2 separate regions of the Homo sapiens genome follow, and region 1 is linked to region 2. Evidence: read pairs that join two places in POLR2A ChIA-PET (ENCODE). Cell type or tissue: Panc1. All regions are shown on one strand. Each heading gives the region's core, and the rest is flanking DNA. Links, peaks and the distances in the headings are about the cores only. Region 1 overlaps FCGBP (Fc gamma binding protein). Region 2 overlaps LOC124904719 (a long non-coding RNA gene).

The links. ChIA-PET counts read pairs that join two places held together with the same protein. Peaks named below come from ENCODE experiments on the same cell type or tissue, not always from the same donor. Only the 100,000 strongest peaks of a DNase experiment are listed, where the experiment ranks them.
Region 1: POLR2A ChIA-PET joins it to region 2 with 11 read pairs; 4 of 35 experiments call an interaction of 5 or more read pairs at or near these places.

The regions. Positions count from the first base shown.
Region 1 is chr19:39,863,628-39,873,531 of GRCh38, forward strand. It overlaps FCGBP (Fc gamma binding protein), which reads right to left. Exons shown (of 36, transcript NM_003890.3): 31 at 9,597-9,904; 32 at 8,451-9,024; 33 at 6,589-6,788; 34 at 3,110-3,493; 35 at 1-265. Among named protein-coding and RNA genes, the nearest start is that of FBL, 22 kb to the left of the region's middle. RefSeq lists an enhancer at 2,802-4,001. In Panc1, for the core only: no CTCF peak of the experiment used is centred there; no DNase peak of the experiment used is centred there; H3K27me3 peaks cover 1,176 bases.
Region 2 is chr19:39,788,009-39,798,841 of GRCh38, forward strand. It overlaps LOC124904719 (a long non-coding RNA gene), which reads right to left. Exons shown (of 2, transcript XR_007067258.1): 2 at 8,290-8,469. Among named protein-coding and RNA genes, the nearest start is that of LEUTX, 15 kb to the left of the region's middle. In Panc1, for the core only: no CTCF peak of the experiment used is centred there; DNase peaks (open chromatin) are centred at 5,363 and 8,095; H3K4me3 peaks cover 581 bases; H3K27me3 peaks cover 2,134 bases.

The DNA.
Region 1 (9,904 bases), core at 420-8,419, 74 kb after region 2:
AGAAGTCCTGCGCTCTCCATTTCTCCATCGCTGGCTTCTCCTGGGAGTCATGCCAATCATTGGTCTGGTCCCCGTCAAAGTTTCCACAGGCCCCACACAGTTTCCCAGCATGGTCATTGCTGACAATCACAGCCACCTTCCCATTGGCTCCAAGCCACACCTGGACCCCTGCCTTCTGGCGGACTAGCAGGGAGCCATCAGGTGTACGACTCACGGACACAGATGCTAACTTCTCAGCTGGGAGATCCACTCGGAGACCATTCACCTGGTGGGGGATGCCCAGCAAACACAGAGGTGAGGCCACAGCCCCAGAATAGCTGGGTGTTACCAGGATGGAGGATGGAGACCCCAAACAAGATAAGTTCATGGAGCTAAATCAAAGAGGCAGGTGCTGAAAGAGATGAAGACCTGGATGTTTGCACTATTTGGAGCAATGGATACATGAGAAGATAGCTAGAGATCTGGATAGACGGATAAAAGGATGGAGAGTGGAGGGATGGAGAGACGTACCCATGGATCTACACAACACCCCAAAGTCGGTGGGGGAAGCATTTTGTACCAGACAGATAAGCAAACAGACAGACAAACAATCAAACCCCAGGGTCATCCTTATGGTTCTAGTTTTCTTTTTCTTTTCTTTTTTTTTTTTTTAAGATAGGGTTTTGCTTTGTCATCCCAGCTGGAGTGCAGTGGTGCAATCACAGCTCACTGCAGCCCTGACCTCCTAGACTCAATCAATCCTCCCACCTCAGCCTTCTGAGTAGCTGAGACTACAGGACTACAGATGTGTGCCACCACACCAGGCTAATTTTTGTATTTTTTTCTAAAGATAGGGTCTCACTGTGTTGTCTAGGCTGGTCTTGAACTCCTGGATTCAGGTGATCTGCCTCCCTCAGCCTGGTTCTAGTTTGCAAAATAAAACAAACTTTGAGCACATCCTGTAAGTTATTGGTTCCCTAACCAAAACAACGTTATCCTTTATTTTTGCAATGCTGATGTCTGAAGATAAGTAATGACTTTAGCAAATATAATAATCATGTGAGAAAATTACTTTTTCTTCATCATAGGCTGCAGATCCAGTAACTTTGTGAGTTTTTCCTTTACATAACTGTTGTCTATGTTAGTTGGTGAATTAACCCTTCTAAAGTTAGATTCCCTAGAGAAACTTCCTTAAAAGACTTGTCTTTTTTTTTTTTTTTTTTGTAAATCCTTCTTTTGTTTGTTTGTTTTTTGTTGTTGTTGTTGTTGTTTTGTTTTTTGGTTTTGGTTTTAGTTTTTTTTTTGAGATAGAGTCTTGCTCTGTCGCCCAGGCTGGAGTGCAATAGCGCGATCTCAGTTCACTGCAACCTCCGCCTCCCGGGTCCAAGTGATTCTCCTGCCTTAGCTGGGACTACAGGCATGTGCCACCATGCTCGGCTAATTTTTGTATTTTTAGTAGTGACAGGGTTTTGCCGTGTTGGCCAGGCTGGTCTCTAACTCCTGACTTCAAGTGATCTGCCCGCCTCGGCCTCCCAAAGCGCTGGGATTACAGGCATGAGCCACCATGCCCAGCCCTCTAAATGCTTTTGTATCTGAGTTTTCCTCTGCCAGATGATTGGAGAGATAGGTAGATAGATCTGAAAAGACAGATGGGTGGGTGGGTGGGTGGGTGGATGGATGGAGGGATGGATGGGTGGATGGGTGGATTGGTGGGTGGATGGATGGATGGACAGATGGGTGGGTGGATGGAAGAAAGAAGGAAGGGAAAAAGACTAGAAGGAAGGAAATAGGAAAAAGAGAAGGGGGTAGAATAGATGCTGGAAGGAAGGAGGGGAAAAGGGAGGATGGGTGTAGTGAAGGACAGATGAAGACTAGTGGATGGAAAGTCTCAGTAGGGTGCAAGCTTTCCAAGTATAACGACTGAGTCCGAGTCATCTCTGTTACCCAGCACATGGCCTGGCACAAAAGGAGCAGGGCTGAGTTTATTCACAAAACCAGCCTTTTACTGAGTACCCTCTAGGTGCCATGCCCTGATCTGGGTACTGGGAACAAACTGGTGACCAAGATGGACAGGATCCCTGCCTACCTGCGGCTTATAGTCCAGTGATGAACAAAGATGCTGAGCATCTTCTGGGAGTTTCCTTCTAGGAGTCTGGAATTTTGGTAGGTGGATACCAAAACCCCAGGCACTGAGACTCTATGAATTTCCCTGGCAGATGACATTTCATGTTTCATCACAACTTTGTTGCTGGAGGAATTAAGCACATCCTGTGTGACTCTACCGAGAAAGGACTCTCGGAAGCTTGCACATGATTTCCCCTGGACTTTGTGCGATGCACCTTTTCCCTGTGTCAATTTCACTTCGTATCTTTTCCCTATGATACATCTTAGCCCTAAGTACAACTATATGCTGAGTCCTGTGAGTCCTAGTGAATCACTGAACCAGGTTATGGGAAACCCTGACACATTATGTGACCCCCCACCCCCAGCCTTGACCAATCACGGAACTTCCTCCCTAAAGTCACAGTGATTGGCTCCAGGGGTGGGCATGTGACCCAAACTGGCTCAGTGAGATATAATCCTGGGTCTTTTATTGAACCATTTTCTGTTAAGGTAGATAAGCTGGTGGGGTGTAGGCCTGGGCAGCTGGGCGGGGGTCGTCTTTACACCTGTAAGTGGAAAGCCTGTTTGAGAACAAAGCTGATTTGGCAAATAGCAAGTCTCAAAGACGGAAGTACAAATTTCTGATAATATTGCCAGGGCACCTAGATCCAGCCATTCCTGAGGCTCTATCCTGGGATTTTCTAGCTACATGGACTAATAAATTCAATTTTGCTTAAGGCAGTTTGAATTTGGTTTTAAGTCACTTGCAACCCATAGAGTCTCGATTCATACTAATGTCAAAACTATTAAGTTGCTTGAGTATGTTTTTGCTCCTCTAGAACTCAGCCAGAACAGAGGGACCAAGTTTGAAATATTGAGATAAATACAAATCCAGAGACTAAACCGCAGAGACCTGGATAAAGAAAACAGATCGCAAGACAGAAAGGAAGCCAGGAATGTGGGGACACTGTAATCAGAAGAGCAAAAGCCCAGGGAGACATTCCCTACCCCCTACTCACAAACTTACCCACACACCCTTGTTTGGAGTCAACGTCACCATCCCATCCTGGAAGAAGATGTGGACCTGGCCCACAGCCTCCGTTTTGCCATGGCAGATCTGGACTTCGGCAACTACACGGTACCAGGGGATGGTATTCTGTAGTCCTGGGCAGCGGGAAGAGAGCTCATAGACACCAGGAGAGGTGGTGGCACCACGGGCCCCATCAAAGGTGGTGAGGTTGGCACCCACAGACAGGACACAGAGACCACGGGTGGCCCAGCAGTTCCGGGCTTCAGCCTTGACCTCACATACACGGCCTGGTGGGCAGCCAGCTGCCTGGCATGTCAGGCCAGAGCTTGAGGAACAGGAACAGCGCTCGCTGCAGTCTGAGGTCAGCAGGGAGGAGTTTACCTGTGCACAGAAAGGGGCCAGGTTATGGTGGTGGGATGGATCGCAAAAATGGCCACACTGCTTGAACCCTCTGTATCCATGCAGAGTGACTTTACAGACTCCCATTAAGAAATAGAGTTTATTTCCCCCTCCCTATGAATCTGGGTTGGCCGTAAGACTATATTTAGGTCAATGAAACACAGAAGAAGCAATGTTGTAACAGGTTTAAGCCTAGACCTCAAGAGACCTCACAGCTTCTCTTTCCTTCTCTCTCTCTCACATACACAGAATCCTGCCCAGCCACCATGAGAACAAGCCTGGGCTAGCTCCCTAGAAGATGAGTGACCCCATGGAACATAGATAACTCTTCCAGCTCAGGCCACCCTAGACCAGGCAGCCTTCAGCTGACCCACCAGCTGACTACAGATATTATACATGAGTAAGCCCAGAGGATAGCAGAAGAACCACCCAGCCAAGTCCAGCCTAAACTGCAGTCACAAAATTGCAAACTAAATGAATAATTGTTTTAAGCCACAACGTTTTGGAGTGATCTGTAACCCAGCAAAAGCTAACTGATACAGGTAAGAAATGAAGAAATGTAATTAACAAAATAAATGCCATCTCTACAATGATGATTTCCACATCTCTAGGCCAGACCTCTCCCATGAAGGCCAGACTCACAAATCCAAGACTTCGGGCATAGGCAGAGGGGTCAGGGCAGAGATGGGGAAGCATAGGGAGCTGAGGGGTTCAGAGGAGGCACCTAACCCAGCCTAGGGGATCAAGGATGGCTTCCAGTAGGCAGTGAGACCTCAAGGAAAGAGCAAAATTTGGCTCCATTTGCAAGCAATGCAAGTTAGTGCTGCATGTTAATGGCTAGCCTCGGGCTGACTTCTCTATGTCACAATTTCTTCATCTGTAAAATGGGGAAAATAGTCATAGTATCTATTGCATAGGATTGTTGTGATTATTAAATGAATTAACATCCAGAACATGGCCGGGAGAGGTGGCTCATCCCTGTAATCCCAGCACTTTAGGAGGCCAAGGCAGGAGGATTGCTTGAGCCCAGGAGTTTGAGACCAGCCTGGACAACATAGCGAGATCCCATTTCTACATAAAAATTAAATAGTCAGCCAGGGATGGCAGTGTGAGCCTGTGGTCCCAGCTACTCAGGAAGCTGAGACAGAAAGATCGCTTGAGCCCAGGAGTTTGAGGCTGTAGTAAGCCGTGATCATGCCACCGCACTCCTGCCTGAAAGACAGAGTGCAATCCTATCTCAATAAATAAATAAATAAATAATAACACCCATAACAAACATGGTGCATAGTAAGAGCTCAAAAAAATTATTAACAAGAATAAATCAATTCTTCAATTTAATTCATATTATTAAACAATTATTAGCTGGGCTACCTATTTGCACTGTTGTAAACTGCTATTTCTTTTTTTTTCTTTTTGACATGGAGTCTCGGTCTGTTGCTCATGCTACAGTGCTGTGGCACAATCTCGGCTCGCTGCAACTTCCACTTCCCGGGTTCACGGGATTCTCCTTCCTCAGCCTCCCGAGTAGCTAGGACTACAGGTGTCCACCACCACACCCAGCTAATTTTTGTATTTTTAGTAGAGACGGGGTTTCACCATATTGGCCAGGCTGGTCTCGAACTCCTGACCTTTTGATCCGCCCGCCTTGGCCTCCTAAAGTGCTGGGATTACAGGTGTGAGCCACTGCGCCCCGCTGTAAACTGCTCTTTCTTTTTACTGAGTGTGATGAACATGCAGGGCAAGGCCCAGTGCTCAGTGGGTATCTTTCCTGTATAATCGGGCCTGATCCTCAGATACCTATGGTACAAAGATGGTGATTAGTCCCATTTTACAGGTGAAGAAAATGCAGTTCAAGGAGGGGCCAAATGATGCCCCCGCCCCAAGATATCAGGTCCTAATCCCTGTAATGAGTAAATGTCACCTTATATGGGAAAAGTGTGTTTGCAGATGTGATTGAATTAAGGATCTGAAGATGGAAAATTTCTCCTGGATTATCTGAGTGAGCCTTAGATGCAATCACGTGTATCCTTATAAGAGAGAAGCAGAGGGAGGTGTTATGACACACTCAGAAGAGGAGGCAGAGGTTGGTGTGATGTGGCCACAACCAAGGAAAACCTGCAGCAACCAGCAACTGGAAGAGGCAACAAACAGATTTTCCCCTAGATTTCTTTTTTCTTTTCTTTTCTTTTCTTTTTTTTTTTTTTTTGACATGGAGTCTCGGTCTGTCACCCAGGCTGGAGTGTAGTGGCGCAATCTCGGCTCACTGCCACCTCCGCCTCCTGGGTTCAAGTGATTCTCCTGCCTCAGCCTCCTGAGTAGCTGGGATTACATGCACGCACCACCATGCCCGGCTAATTTTTGTATTTTTAGTAGAGACAGGGTTTCACCATGTTGGTCAGGCTGGTCTTGAACTTCTGACCTCGTGATCCGCCCGCCTCAGTCTCCCAAAGTGCTGGGATTACAGGTGTGAGCCACCGTGCCTGGCTCTTTTCCTTTTTTCTTTAGAGGTAAGGTCTTGCTCTGTCACCCAGGCTGGAGTGCGGCAGCGTGATCATAGCTCACTGCAGCCTCCAACTCCTGGGGTCACGCCATTGTCCCACCTCAGCCTCTTGAGTAGCTGGGACTATAGGTGTGCACCACCATGCCCAGCTAATTAAAAAAACAATTGTATGTTGCCCAAGCTGGTTTTGAATTCCTGGGCTCAAGTGATCCTCCCGCCTTGGCCTCCCAAAGGGCTGGGACTGCAAGTATGAGCCACTGGGCATGGCCTCCCCTAGATTTCTCTGGAGGGAGTGCCACCTTGCCAACACCTTGATGTCAGCCCAGTATTCCTGATTTCTGACTTTTGGCCTTCAGAACTGTGGGAGAATGAATTTCTCCTGTTTAAGCTACCATGTCTGCGGTAATTGGTTACAGAAGCTGCAGGAGACTAATAGGGGGAGGTTGCCTGCATCAAGTCACATAGCTGGGATATGGCGGTACCTCCTCTGTCCCCAGCCTTGAAGAGGTCAGCACAGAATCTCTGGGTCTCTCTCAAGCTCTTCTACCCTCTCTGCCCACCCCAAGCCCCTACTCACCGGCAAGTATCGGCCATTATGGGTGCAGCCACAATCTTGGACAGGGATGCAGACACCCTGGGAAAGCAGGAAGCGGTCGTCGCACTCACAGCCCTCAAAACAGCGGGTGGTGCAGCCCGTGAGGCCGGAGAGAGCCGCACAGGATCCCTGGCAGGTGCGAGTGCAGATGGAGTAGTGGCTGTGGGCGGGGCAATGGAGCGCTGCAGAGAGAGGAGGCAGGGCTGAGTCACACCTCCAAAGGGTCCTGGATAACCAAGGGGGCCTACTGCACACCCAGCCCTGTTTTAGGCGGTGCTGAGGACACAAATACTGAGAAAAGTCTCAACCCCAGTCCTACAGAGCTCACTTCCAGTGGGACAGACAGGAAGAGCCCAAAGTGAACATGCTGCATCAGGGAGTGTAGACAGAGAGGTCAGGGTCAGGGTGGGGAGGCACAGGCAGAGGGGTCAGGGCAGGCATGAGGGGGCAAAGGCAGAGGGGTCAGGGCCAGGGTAGGGGGCTACAGACAGAAGGGTCAGGGCTGGGATGGGGAGGGCACAGACAGAGGGTTGAGGGCCAGGGTAGGGGGCACAGGCAGAGGGGTCAGGACCAGGGTCGGGGGCACAGGCAAAGAGGTCGGGGCCAGAGTGGGGGCACACAGGCAGAGGGGTCAGCGCCAGGATGGGGAGGGCACAAACAGAGGGTTGAGGGCTGGGGTTGGGGGCACAAGCAAAGGGGTCAGGGCTGGGGTGGGGGGGCAAAGGCAGAGGGGTCAGGGCCGGGATGGGGAGGGTACACACAGAGGGTTGAGGGCCGGGGTAGGGGGCACAGGCAGAGGGGTCAGGGCTGGGTAGGGGGCACAGGCAGAGGGGTCAGGGCCAGGGTGTGGGGGGCACAGGCAAAGGGGTCAGGGCTGGGATAGGGGGGCACAGGCAGAGGGGTCAGAGTTGGGACAGGGGCTATATGGACCCAAGGGAATTATCTGTGGTAAGTCCCTGGTCTCTGGCTAAGCAATTGGTGGAGGTGTGGCTGTTCTGCAATGCCCACCAGGTTTGGGGAAGGAGCATCAGGCTGGGGGTGAAATGCTGATTTTATTTGGGAACACAGCAGGTAAGAGGGACGGTAAGGACACCCAGGGGAAGGTGTCTTGGACACCCTAACAATTACCACAGACTTTGTAGCTTAAACAGGGGAAATTCATTCTCCCACAGTTCTGAAGGCCAGAAGTCAGAAATCAGGATCACTGGGCTGACAGTCAGGAGAGAGTTCAGGGCTTGAGACAGACAGACCAGGTCCATGGTCAACAATGAGAACAAATCTAAGGCCGCGGGTGTGGATGACCGCCCTGGGTATAGGTCCTGCCCAGGGGAGACCTGGCTCTGACCTGGAGCCGAAGGGGCCATTGCTTTTTCCTGAGAGTCTCTGGTGATGTCCCTCCCATGGGGAATTGAATGAGAGGTACAGTCCTAGTTTAGCGGGGTGTTTAATAGCCTGCAGCCTTGTCTTGGGGGGATCTGAGGGGATATGGTCTTGTCGGGGGTAGAAGGAGGGTCTGTGTGAGCCACAGATCTCCCAACCCATCCAACTCTCCCTTTCAGGTCACTGCAGAAAGAGTCCAGAATAGAACACTAGGGAAGAAGAGAATTTGAGGTTTGAGCAGAGTGGGCCCAGACAGGAGGCTGAGAAGGAACAGTCAGAGGGATAGCAGGGAAGCCAGTGGACTATGCCGTGGGAGAAGAAGTTGTGTGGGTGTGGGGTGGGAGGGGGTGGGGAGGGAGCGCTTTTACAGGGAGAAACCACTCCGACATGCAAATAGAAGGAATGGGCCAGGAGGGGCCCCTACACCTGGTCTAGAGTCCTGCGAGGGACCCACGGACACTCACGGCAGAAGCTGTCTGTCCTCCAGGGCTTCACGGCCACGCCAGCTGCCTGACAGGCCGCCGTGTAGGCTGCCAGGCTGCGGCACAGGAAGGCTTTGTCACCCTTTTGCGCGCACAGGTCGTATACGCATTGGCGGAAGTACTCAGAGGGACTCAGCACCGCCTGGCAGGTCGCGAAGGGGCCCTGGGGGTTCCGGAGCTGCCCGCAGGCCTCGTTGCTCTCATAGGGTGCAGTCTCCTCTGCCAAGCACACTGGGCAGCCTTGGGGCCCGCAGCCCTCGCCACAGCCCTTGGAGGAGCCGGGCGCCCGCCATGCAGCCCCGAAGGTCTCCACACTGGACGCTGCTGAGCCATTGGGCAGGACAAAGTCGTCACTCCAGTTGCCATTGAAGTTCCCACAGAGGCCACAGAGCCGTCCACGGAAGGGGCTGGGGATGGACATGAGGAGGTGGGCATCGCCATCAAAGAGAAGCCGCAGCCCCTTGGTCGTCTGCAGAACCATGTTTCGGCCCTCGGCGGTCACCCGCACGCGGCCCACAGCCACAGGCAGGGCCACAGCCTCGCCGTCCACGGTGACCTGGGTGGAAGGGTCGGGTAGGTCAGGAACTCACAGAACCACAGGCAAGGCTGTCCTGTCCCACTCCCAGGCCAGAGCTGCATCTCCCTCAGTCCCATTAACGTCAGGTCATGTTTCCCTTAAACTTCTTGGGCCCCAGGCCTGGCGTGGTGACTCACACCTATAATCCCAGCACTTTGGGAGGCCCAGACAGGTGGATCACTTGAGCCCAGGAGTTCGAGACCAGCCTGGCCGTGACAGCAAGACCTCATCTCTACCAAAAATAAAAAATTAGCTAGGCATGGGGGGCTGAGGTGGGAGGATTGCTTGAGCCCAGCAGGTTGAGCCTGCAGTGAGCTGTGATCACGCCAATATACTCCAGCCTGGGTGACAGAACAAGACCCTGTCACAAAACAACACAAAAATCTCCCACGGTGGGACCATTCACCAAACCTTCCAGGGTAGGTACCAGAGTTCCCATGTTAGAGGAATGTCCCTCTCATACCTACAGGGTGGGGTCGTGTCTCCCTCAGAACCCCCTAGATGGGGCTGTGTTGCCTTCAGACCCCCAGGGCAGGCTCACATGGACTCACCTGCTGCCCCTGAGCTAGGCTCACAACCTGGCCAGCCACAGTAACCAGGAGGCGTTGGAGATCTCCAGCTGCATTCTTCTCAAGCACGATGGAAAAGTCCTCGTCCCCAGGCTTTGGGTGGCAGACTTGGGCCAAGACATAGGAGCAGGAGCCATGCAGGTCGTAGACACGGCCATCAAGGGTGATGTAGTGGATGCCCCCGTTGGCCAGGCAGCGGCCACAGCCTGTGGCATGACAGGCCTGGACACCATCCTCTAACCGGCACTCCTCATGGGGCCCACAGGCTGCGCCCTCCTGGCAGGTGACAT
Region 2 (10,833 bases), core at 1,564-9,563:
TTGGCCTACCTAAACCTGCTAAACCTGTGCCAGCGTACACCACCCTGGGACTCAAGGACAGGCTCACCACTGCCACCACTGGGCCCGAAAACCGGCCCACCTGACATCCCCTATCCCAGAAAAGCTTCACAGCCTCCACCAACAACTGCACCTTAAGCCACGGAGGAAATAACACTACTGATGTTGCTTACAGCCAAATAAATCATACAGAGACTATACCTGGATAAAGAATTCAAAATAATGATATTAAAGAAGCTCAGTGAGATACAAAAGAACTCAGAAAAATAATACAAACAAATCAGAAAAACAATTCAGGATATGAATGAGAAATTTACCAAAGAGATAGATATAAAAAAGAACCAAACAAATTCTGGAAATGAAGACTTCATTGAATGAAATACAAAATATATTTGAAAGCTTCAACAACAGACTAAATCAAGTAGAAAAAAGAATTTCAGAACTTGAAGCCATATCTTTTGAAATAACCCAGGAAGACAAAAATAAAAAAGAATTTAAAAAGAATGATAAAAGCCTTCATGACATATGATACCATAAAGCAACCAAATTTTCAAATTACTGGGGTCCCAGAAGGCAAAGAGAGAGAAAAGGGTAAGAAAGTATTTAATAAAATAATAGGCCAGGCACAGTGGCTCACGCCTGTAATCTCAGCACTTTGGGAGGCCGAGGAGGGTGGAGCACCTGAGGTCAAGAGTTCAAGACCAGCCTGGCCAACATGGTGAAACCTGGTCTCTACTAAAAATACAAAAATTAGCTGGGTGTGGTGGTGCACACCTGTAGTCCCAACTACTTGGGAGGCTGAGGCAGGATAATTGCTTGAACCAAGGAGGCGGAGGTTGCAGTGAGCCGAGATCACGCCACTGCACTCCAGCCTGGCAACAGAGCGAGACTCCATCTAAAAACAACAACAAAAAGTGTGATTTATACACAATGGAGTACTATTTGGCCATTAAAAAATAATTTAAAAAAATGAAATCCTGTCATTTGCAACATAGATGAGCCTAAAGGACATTATGTTAAATGAAATAAACCAAACACAGAAAGACAAATACCACATGATCTCATACACATGTGGAATCCTAAAAGGTGGATCTGACACCTTACTTACACCTTACTCCTGCAAGAATGGCCATAATCAAAAAATAACAAAATCAAAGATCAAAAAATCAAAAAATAATAGGTGTTGTGCATGTGTGAAAAGGGAACACGTTTACACCGTTGGTGGGAATGTAAACTAGTACAACCACTGGAGAAAACAGTGGAGATTCCTTAAGGAGCAAAAAGTAGATTTACCATTTGATCCAGCAATCCCACTACTGGGTATCTACTTAGAGGAAAATAAGTCATTATACAAAAGAGATACTTGCACACACATGTTTATAGCAACACAATTCACAATTACAATAATATAGAACCAGCCCAAATGCCCATCAATCAACAAGTGGATAAAGGAAATGTGAGATATATATATATATATATATCGCACATACCATGGAATACTATTCAGCCATAAAAAGGGAATGAAATAATGGCATTTGCAGCAACCTGGATGAGATTAGAGACCATTATTTTAAGTGAGGTAACTCAGGAATGGAAAACCAAACATCATACTTTCTCACTCATAAGTGGGAGCTAAGCTATGAAGATCCAAAGGCATAAGAATGACACAATGGACTTTGGGGATTCAGGGGAAAGAATGGGATGGAGGTGAGGGATAAAAGACTACATATTGGGTACAATGTACACTGCTTGGGTGATGGGTGCACCAGAATCTCAGAAATTGCCACTTAGGAAATTATTCATGTAACCAAACACCACCTGTTCCCCCAAAAACCTACTGAAATAAAATAATAAAAATAAATAAGGCTGGGCGCAGTGGCTCACGCCTGTAATCTCAGCACTTTGGGAGGTCAAGGCGGGTGGATCACCTGAGGTCAGGAGTTCGAGATCAGCCTGGCCAACATGGTGAAACCTCATCTCTACTAAAAATACAAAAAAAAATTAGCTGGGCATGGTGGCGGGCGCCTGTAATCCTAGCTACCCAGGAGGCTAAAGCAAGAGAATCACTTGAACCCGGAAGGCAGAGGTTGCAGTGAGCCAAGATCGCACCATTGCACTCCAGCCTGGGCGACAAGAGGGAAACTCCGTCTCAATAAATAAATAAATAAATAAATAATAAATAATTTAAAAAAATTGAAAAAATAAATACATTTTTTAAAGTGGACCTCATAGAAGTAGAGAGTAGAATGGCGGTTAAAGGAATCTGGGGTCATTGGGGGTAAAGGGGAGTTGGGAAGACACTGGTCAAAGGATGCATAATTACATTTAGATAGAAGGAATAAGTTCAAGAGATCTATTGGACAGCATGATGACTATAATTAATGGTGATATATTGCATTCTTGAAAAATGCTAAGAGAGTAGATGTTAGGTGTTCTCACCACAAAAAAATAGATGATAACTATGTGAGGTAACACATTTCTTTAAATTAGCTGATTTGGCCAGGTGCAGTGGCTCACAACTGTAATCCCACCACTTTGGGAGGCTGAGGCAGGAGGATCACCTGAGGTGGAGAGTTCGAAGACCAGCCTGACCAACATGGAGAAACCCTATCTCTACTAAAAATACAAAATTAGCCAGGCATGGTGTCACATGCCTGTAATCCCAGCTAGTCAGGAGGTTGAGGCAGGAGAATCACTTGAACCCTGGAGGCGGAGGTTGCAGTGAGCCGAGATTGCGCCATTGCACTCCAGCTGGGGCAACAAGAGTGAAACTCCATCTCAAAAAATAAATAAATAAATAAATAAGCTAGATTTAACCATTCCACAATGTATACATATTTCAAAACATTATATTGTACAAGATAAAGTCATACAATTTTAAAAAACAAATAAATTTAGAACAAAATGATAGGGAAAGGTATTAGGGGCTGAGTGGTATATGGGAACTGCGTACTACCTGCTCAATTTTCTGTAAGCCTCAAACTGCTTCAAAAAATAATGTCTATTGCCAGGCGCAGTGGCTTACGCCTGTAATCCCAGCACTTTGGGAGGCTGAGGTGGTTTGGTCACCTGAGGTCAGAAGTTCAAACCAGCCTGACCAACATGGTGAAACCCCATCTCTACTAAAAATACAAAATTAGCCGGGCATGGTGGTGCATGTCTGTAATCCCAGCTACTTGGGAGGCTGAGGCAGGAGAATCGCTTGATGCTAGGAGGCAGAGGTTGCAGTGAGCCAAGATCGCACCATTGCACTCCAGCCTGGACAACAAGAGTGAAACTCCATCTCAAAAAAAATTATAATAATAATGTCTTAATTTTAAAAAAAAAATGTCTAGCTCGGCCGGGCGCCGTGGCTCATGTCTGTAATCCCAGCACTTTGGGAGGCAGAGATGGGCAGATCATGAGGTCAGGAGTTCGAGACCAGCCTGACCAATATGATGAAACCCTGTCTCTACTTAAAAAAAAAAAAAATTAGCCAGGTGTGGTGGCATGCGCCTGTAGTCCCAGCTACTCAGGAGGCTGAGACAGAAGAATCGCTTTAACCTGGGAGGCAGAGGTTGCAGTGAGCCAAGATCGTGCCACCGCACTACAGCCTGGGTGGCAGAGCGAGACTCTGTCTCAAAAAAAAAAAAAAAATGTCTAGCTTGATCTTAAAGGAATGAATGATTCCCTAAGAGAACTTAGTGAGGGCTGGAGCCCTTGAGTTCCACCAGCCAATCCCAGGAGTTAGCTGTAAAAGTCACTACTCACCTTTGCAAAATTCAACTTGATCAGGTACCTCTCCTTTAGTTTCAGGAAGAAGAAGCAAGAACCTTTAAATAATTAATAAGTAAGTGACTGATGTGAAGAAACGCTGAGGCTCTAAAGCTGGATGGAACAGAGACTGGACTATTCTCTGACCATCTAAGTCTATGCAGCTATAAACAAGAAGGTAAAGCTGCAGGGGCTGACCTGGAGGCCTCAAGATGTATCGATAAACCAGGATGGTAGCAGCTGCGGAACTGTGAGGTGCAGCGGTCCCCAATGTTTTTGGCACCAGGAACTGGTTTCGTGGAAGAAAATTTTTCCACAGACGGCAGCGGTGGGGTGGGTGGGTTGGGGTGGGGGATTGTTTGGGGAAAATTCAAGCATAATACATTTATTGTGCACTTTATTTCTATTATTATTACATTATAATATATCATCAAATAAGTATACAACTCACCATAATGTCAAATCTAATGGGAGCCCTGAACTTGTTTTCCTGCAACTAGATGGTCCCATCTGGGGGTGATGGGAGACAGTGACAGATCATCAGGCATTCGATTCTCATAAGGAGCATGCAACCTAGATCCCTCGAATGCGCAGTTCACAATAGAGTTTGCGCTCCTGTGAGAATCTAGTGCCCAAGCTGACCTGACAGGAGGCGGAGCTCAGGCTGTAATGCCAGCGATGGGGAGTGGCTGCAAATATAGATGAAGCTTTGCTGGCTGGCCCGCTGCTCACCTCCTGCTGTGGCGGTCTGGTTCCTAACAGGCCACCATGGGTACCCGTCTGTGGGGGTGGGGAGCGGGGGTGTTGGGGACCCCTGGTATAGAGTGCTCTCTTGTAACCCACCCATCCTCTGAGTGCAGATTTGCAAATACAACCACGTTCTCTAGAAGGGACCCTATGAGCTGGAGGATAAGACCACAGCCTGGAGTTTTGCTTTTGACTTTCGTAATGTTTAGGCATTTTTTATGGTGAGCATAGCTTACTTCTGAAATTTAATAAACGACTGTATTAAGCGGTGAAATAGTGAGTACACGGTTGTTTACTTTGTTATTCTGTTTGCATGAACATTTAAGAAAAATAAAACATTGAGAATTGTTGGTGGCAGGTGTGGTGGGAGCTTTTTAAAACAACAACAACAACAAAAGCTGTTCCCTACATGTAACAGGGATGTCTGTCTTCGGAGGAATTGGTGAGCTGCATCTCACCCCCCGGTGAAGCAAGGGGTCGTGGTGGTGGAACTTGACTGGGAAGTGGGAACTGATCCTGGGGAGCAATCCCAGAAGCCTGGGGCTAAGCCATGTCCTGAGAGTTTGGGAAATGAATGTATTAAGCAGCCCAGATGCCTAACTCCAGGGTCACCACCAGCCTTTGAGCTCCAGGGGGCGCTCCGCGAACATCCCATGAAAGCGCGCGGGGCGCTTGGGATGATGTTTGCAGGGGAACTGAGCCAGGCTGTGGTCCTCTGTGCCATCTCCTGCCGGTGGGCAGCACTCCTGTTGTGCACAGGGACCCCTGTTTCCTAGGTCCACAAACTGGTCGGGAAACACGAGTTGACCCGGCCGCCCCAACCTGCTTTCTAACAAGAGGTTCTGTCCAAGTTCCCCGCTCGACTTTCAATATGTCACTCAGCGCTTAAGCCTCACCCCTTATCCTTGATGTCCAATCAGGAGCGAGGGTTGGATCCCCAGGGGCCTGGGGAGGCAGAGGGTTCTTTTTTTTTTTTTTTAAACCTAAAAATTTAAATGAAGATGAAAATGGAAGATTCTTCATGGAAGTTTTAATGGCAACAATTAGTCTACGAAAAAATAGGAAGTCTGAATGGACCAATAACCAAAGAACTTACAAAGGAAGTAAAAGATCTAAGAAAGTCCTAGAAGGTTTTATGGGCAAATTCTGCTATACATTCCGACAAATCGTAATTGTACTGTCTCCTTAATTTTTCTGTAAATCTAAAACCATTCTAAAATAAAAAATTTATTTTAAAAATGTATCCAATCCCCCTCGTCCAAACCTTTGAAATGCTAAAGATTTCTTTTAAAACCCTCAATATCTCTGATTATTTTGTTAAGGTTTTTGTTTAAGACTATCTATTGAAGGCAGGGCACGGTGGCTCACACCTGTAATACCAGCACTTTGGAAGGCCAAGGCTGGAGGATCACCTGAGGTCAGGAGTTCGACACCACTCTGGCCAACATGGTGAAACCCTGTCTCTACTAAAAATACAAAAATTAGCCAGGCGTGGTGGCCCTCGCCTGTAATACCAGCTCAGCTACTCAGGAGGCTGAGGTGGGAGAATCGCTTGAACCTGGGAGGCGGAGGTTGCAGTAAGCCGAGATCGCACCACTGCACTCCAGCTTAGGCGAGAGAGGGAGACTCCTCTGTCTCAAAAAAAAAAAAAAAAAAAAGAGAGAGAGAGAGCATCTATTGAAGAGTGAGTTTTCTTACAATGCCCAAAGCAACTGTCTCCTTCTTTCCCTGGCCCTCTCCATGTCTGTATTCACATAGAGTCTACATAATGGGCAAATTGTGATTAACAACTTTGTCTCCTGCCTTTAAAAAAAAATCCTAAAATCCTATCATACTCCAGGCCGTCTCCACGTCTGCTTAATGAACTGTCTTAATTTTTATTTATTTATTTATTTATTTATTTATTTATTTATTTATTTATTGAGACAGAGTCTCGCTCTGTTGCCAGGCTGGAGTGCAGTGGCGTGATCTTGGCTCACTGCGATCTGCGCCTCCCGGGTTCAAGTGATTCTCCCACTTCAGCCTCCCGAATAGCTGGGATTACAGGCACGCGCCGCCACACCCAGCTAATTTTTGTATTTTTGGTAGAGACGGGGTTTCACCATGTTGGCAAGATGGTCTCGATTACCTGACCTCGTGATCCACCCGCCTCTGCCTCCCAAAGTGCTGGGATTAACAGGCATGGGTCACTGTGCCCGGCCGAACTGTCTTAATTTTTGAGAGTAGGTTTATTACACTGCTCGATGGACAAAAAAATTGGGCACTCTTCTAAAGCTCAGGGGAAAGGGTGCCAAGAGAGGAGTCCCAGGGAAGAGATGTTCAGAGAACATCATACCACCCCACCTGCTCTCTTTTTTTTTTTTTTCTTCAGGAAATGAGGTCTCATTATGTTTCTCAGGCTGGCCTCGAACTCCTGGCTGCAAGCCATCCTCCCTCCTCAGCCTCCTGAGTAGCTGGGATTCCAGCTGTGAGCCACCACGCCTGGCTTGACTTTTATAATGCCTTCTCCTTTGACAGTTTGAAGCCTCTTGGTTAAAGCAAAGGGGGACCTGGAGGGTGACTTCAGTGGGAAGCGGGAAGAGTGACTGGAAACTGGTCCCTTCTGCTGCATGTCTCAGTGTAAGTGTCAAGAAGTGCTGGGGTAACGTTAGCCACTTCCTCTCTGCAACCAGCCCCCAGGCGCTTCACTTCTCTCTTTCCTCCACCTGAGATGACACAGTTGTGGTTAAGGCCCTGGACCAAGAGGTTAGCCTAAATGAGAGTCCCATCTCTGCAACTTCTACCTGGATGAATTTGAGCAAGTGATTCACCTCTCTGAGCTTCGGTTTCCTCATCTGGGAAATTGAGATAATAACAGTTAATGTCTACATCATAAAGTTGTTGTGATAACTAAATAAAAACGTCATGATAATTAAATAAATTAAAATGTGGCCCGGGCGCGGTGGCTCACGCCTGTAATCCCAGCACTTTGGGAGGCCAAGGCGGGCGGATCACGAGGTCAGGAGATCGAGACCACGGTGAAACCCCATCTCTACTAAAAATACAAAAAAATAGCCGGGCGTGGTAGCAGGCGCCTGCAGTCCCAGCTACTCGGGAGGCTGAGGCAGGAGAATGGCGTGAACCCGGGAGGCTGAGCTTGCAGTGAGCGGAGATCGCGCCACTGCACTCCAGTCTCTGGGCGACAGAGCGAGACTTCGTCTCAAAAAAAAAAAAAAAAAAAAAAAAAAAAAAAAACCTTGTCACTTTAATGTTTTACTTTATTGGAAAGAGATTGTTAAGGATTCCAGCTAGTTGTTTCTGGATAGCAGAAATGACTAGCCTTCTTGGAACAGATCTTCTGTCTTCTGAAAAAGTCACTAGAATAACTCTTCAGTCACACACATGTAAAGCAAGTGTTTACCCCAATTGCTAAGAACCCAGGAAGGGAAAATCTTAAGGGATGTGGGTATTCTGGGAGTAAACAGATTGACAGCCACACTCCTTCACTTTGAGATACAAAAGTTCTAAAACATTTCTGTTAAACCAGAGTGGTCAGCTCTCATGAGAGGATCGAGGAATTGCTATAGGAAAACTCACCATAATGGTTAGGGGTGTGTGTGTTAGTAGCTCAGACACAGGTACCTTAGAGAGCTGGTATTAGCTAGGAAGGACTACTGATGGGTTGAATTTGTATCCCCTGTGGTAAGAGGCATAACAAGCTGATTTCTAACTGAGGGTAGAAAGTGACTGTGTTAACTTGGGGCTGCTGCAATTACAGGACCACAAGCTGGGTGGTTTAAACAACAGAAATTTATTGTCTTGCAAATCTGGAGGGGAGGGTAGAAGTCAGGAATCAAGGTGTTGGCAGGGCTGCACCCCCTCTAAAGGCTCTAGGAGAGGATCCTTTCTTGCCTCCCCCAGTTTCTGGTGGCTCCACGTGTTCCTTGGTTTGTGACAGCAGCTCTCCCATCCCTATAGAGAGAAAGTAGATGGTGGCTTAGGGATGGGGAGGATGGAGTGACAGGGGATGATAGCTGAAGACATAAGGTTTCTTTTGGAGGGGATGAAAATCTAAAATTGATCATGGTGATTGTTGTCCATATCTGTGAATATATGAAAAACTATTGAATTGTATACTAAATGGGTAAATGTTATGGTTTGTGAATTGCATCTCAATGAAGTTTTTTTTAAAATGACACAAACTTGAGATAAGAGCCCAACTTTATTCTTTTGTATGTGGCCATCCAGTTGTCCCAGAACCATTTGTTAACAGGACTATCACTTCCCCACTGAGTAATCTTGGCAACCTAGTGGAAAGTCAGTTGGCCGTAGACACGTGGTTTTATTTCTAGATTCTACTTCTATCCTTTTGATCTATATGTCTGTCTTCATGTCTGTACCACACTGTCTTGATTACTTTTGCCTTAGGTTGGTACAAAAGTAATTTCAGTAAATTTTGAAGTTGGGAAGTGCCAGTCCTACTTTGCTTTTCTTTTTCAAGATTATATTGGTTATTCTGGGTCCCTTGCGATTCCATATGAATTGTACATTCAGCTTGCCAATTTCTACAAAGTCAGCTGAGATTCTGACAGGGATTCCACTGAACCTGTAGATCAATTTAGGGAGTATTGCCATTTTAACAATACAAGGCTTCTGATCCATATACAAGAGAGATTTTTTTTCCATTTATTTAAATCCTCTTTCATTTCTTTCAACAAAATCTCACCATTTTTAGAGTATAAGTTTTGCATTTCTTTTGCTAAATTTATTCCGAATTTTTTATTGGTTTTGATGCTATTGTAAATGGAATTGTTTTCTTGATTTCGTTTTCAGATTATTCATTGCAAGCATATGGAAATACAATTGATTTTTATATATTGACCTGGTATCCTGCAACCTTGCTGAACTTGTTCAATAGTTCTAACAGTTATTTGCTGGACTTCTTAGGATTTTTCTATATACAAGATCATGTCATCTGCAAAGAGTTTACTTCTTCCTTTCAATCTGGATGGATGCTTTTTTTTTTTTTTTTTCCTTTCATGCCTATCCTGACTAGAACCTCCAGTACAATGGTGAAGTGGTGGAAGCAGACACCTTTGCCTTGTTCCTGATCTTCGGGGGAAAGCATCCAGTCTGTTTTCACTAAGTATGATGTTAGATGTGCTTCGTAGAGGCCCCAGTGTCAGGTTGGGGAAGTTCTCTTCTATTGTTAACTTCCTGAGAGTTTTTACCATGAATGGGATTTTGCTAAATGCTTGTTTTGTATCTATTGAGATGATCATGTGGTTTTTGTTTTGTATTCAACTGATAGGATATACTATATTAATTGATTTGGGGATGTAAAACCAATCTTGCATTCATCCTGTGATAAAGCTCATTTTTCATGGTACGTACTTCTTTTTATATATTACTGGATTCCATTTGCTAGTATTTATTTGAGGATTTTTGCATCTGTATTGGTAAAAAGATATTGGGCTGTAGGTTTCTTGTGGTGTCTTTGCTTGGTCTTGGTACCAGGGTAATACTGGCCTTAAGAATGAGTTGGGCAGTGTTCCCTCTTCTATTTATTGGAAACCTTTGTGAAGAACTGATATTAATTCTTCTTCAAATGTTTGGTAGGGTCAGTGGTGAAGGGCCTAGGGTTTTCTTTGTGGGTAGTTTTTATATTATTAATTCACTTTCTTTGCTTGCTATAGATTTATGTAGATGTCCTATTTCTCTTAGACTCAGTTTCAGTAGTTTGTGTCTTTCTAGAAATTTGTTTTTCATCTCAAGTATCTAGTTTATTAGCAAATAGTTGCTCACAGCATTTATTTCTATAAGGTTGGTAGTAATGTCTCCTCTTTCATTTCTTTTTTTAAAAATTTAAATTTTATTTTAATTGAAAAAATAGTAATTATATATATTTATGGGGTACAATGTGATGTTTTGCTATGTTTATATTGTTAAATGGTTAAATAAAACTAATTAATAAATCTGTCACCTCACATACTTATTTTTCATGATGACATTTATGATAAGTGAAATAAGCCAGGCACAGAAAGACAAATAGACTCCATATATATGTGAGATACATGGAATCTAAAAGAGTCAAACTCACAGAAGTGGAGAGTAAAATGGTGATTACCAGAGGCTGGGGAGGAAGATGGATGGGGAAAGGGAAACTGTTGATCAAAAGGTACAGTTTCAGTTAGACAGGAAGAATAAACTTTAGTAATCTATTGCATAAAATGGTAATTATAATAAATAATAATTTATTGTACATTTCGAAGTCCCTTTTTCATTTTTGATTCTAGTAATCCAGTCTGCTATTTTTTCCTGGTATATCTAGCCAAT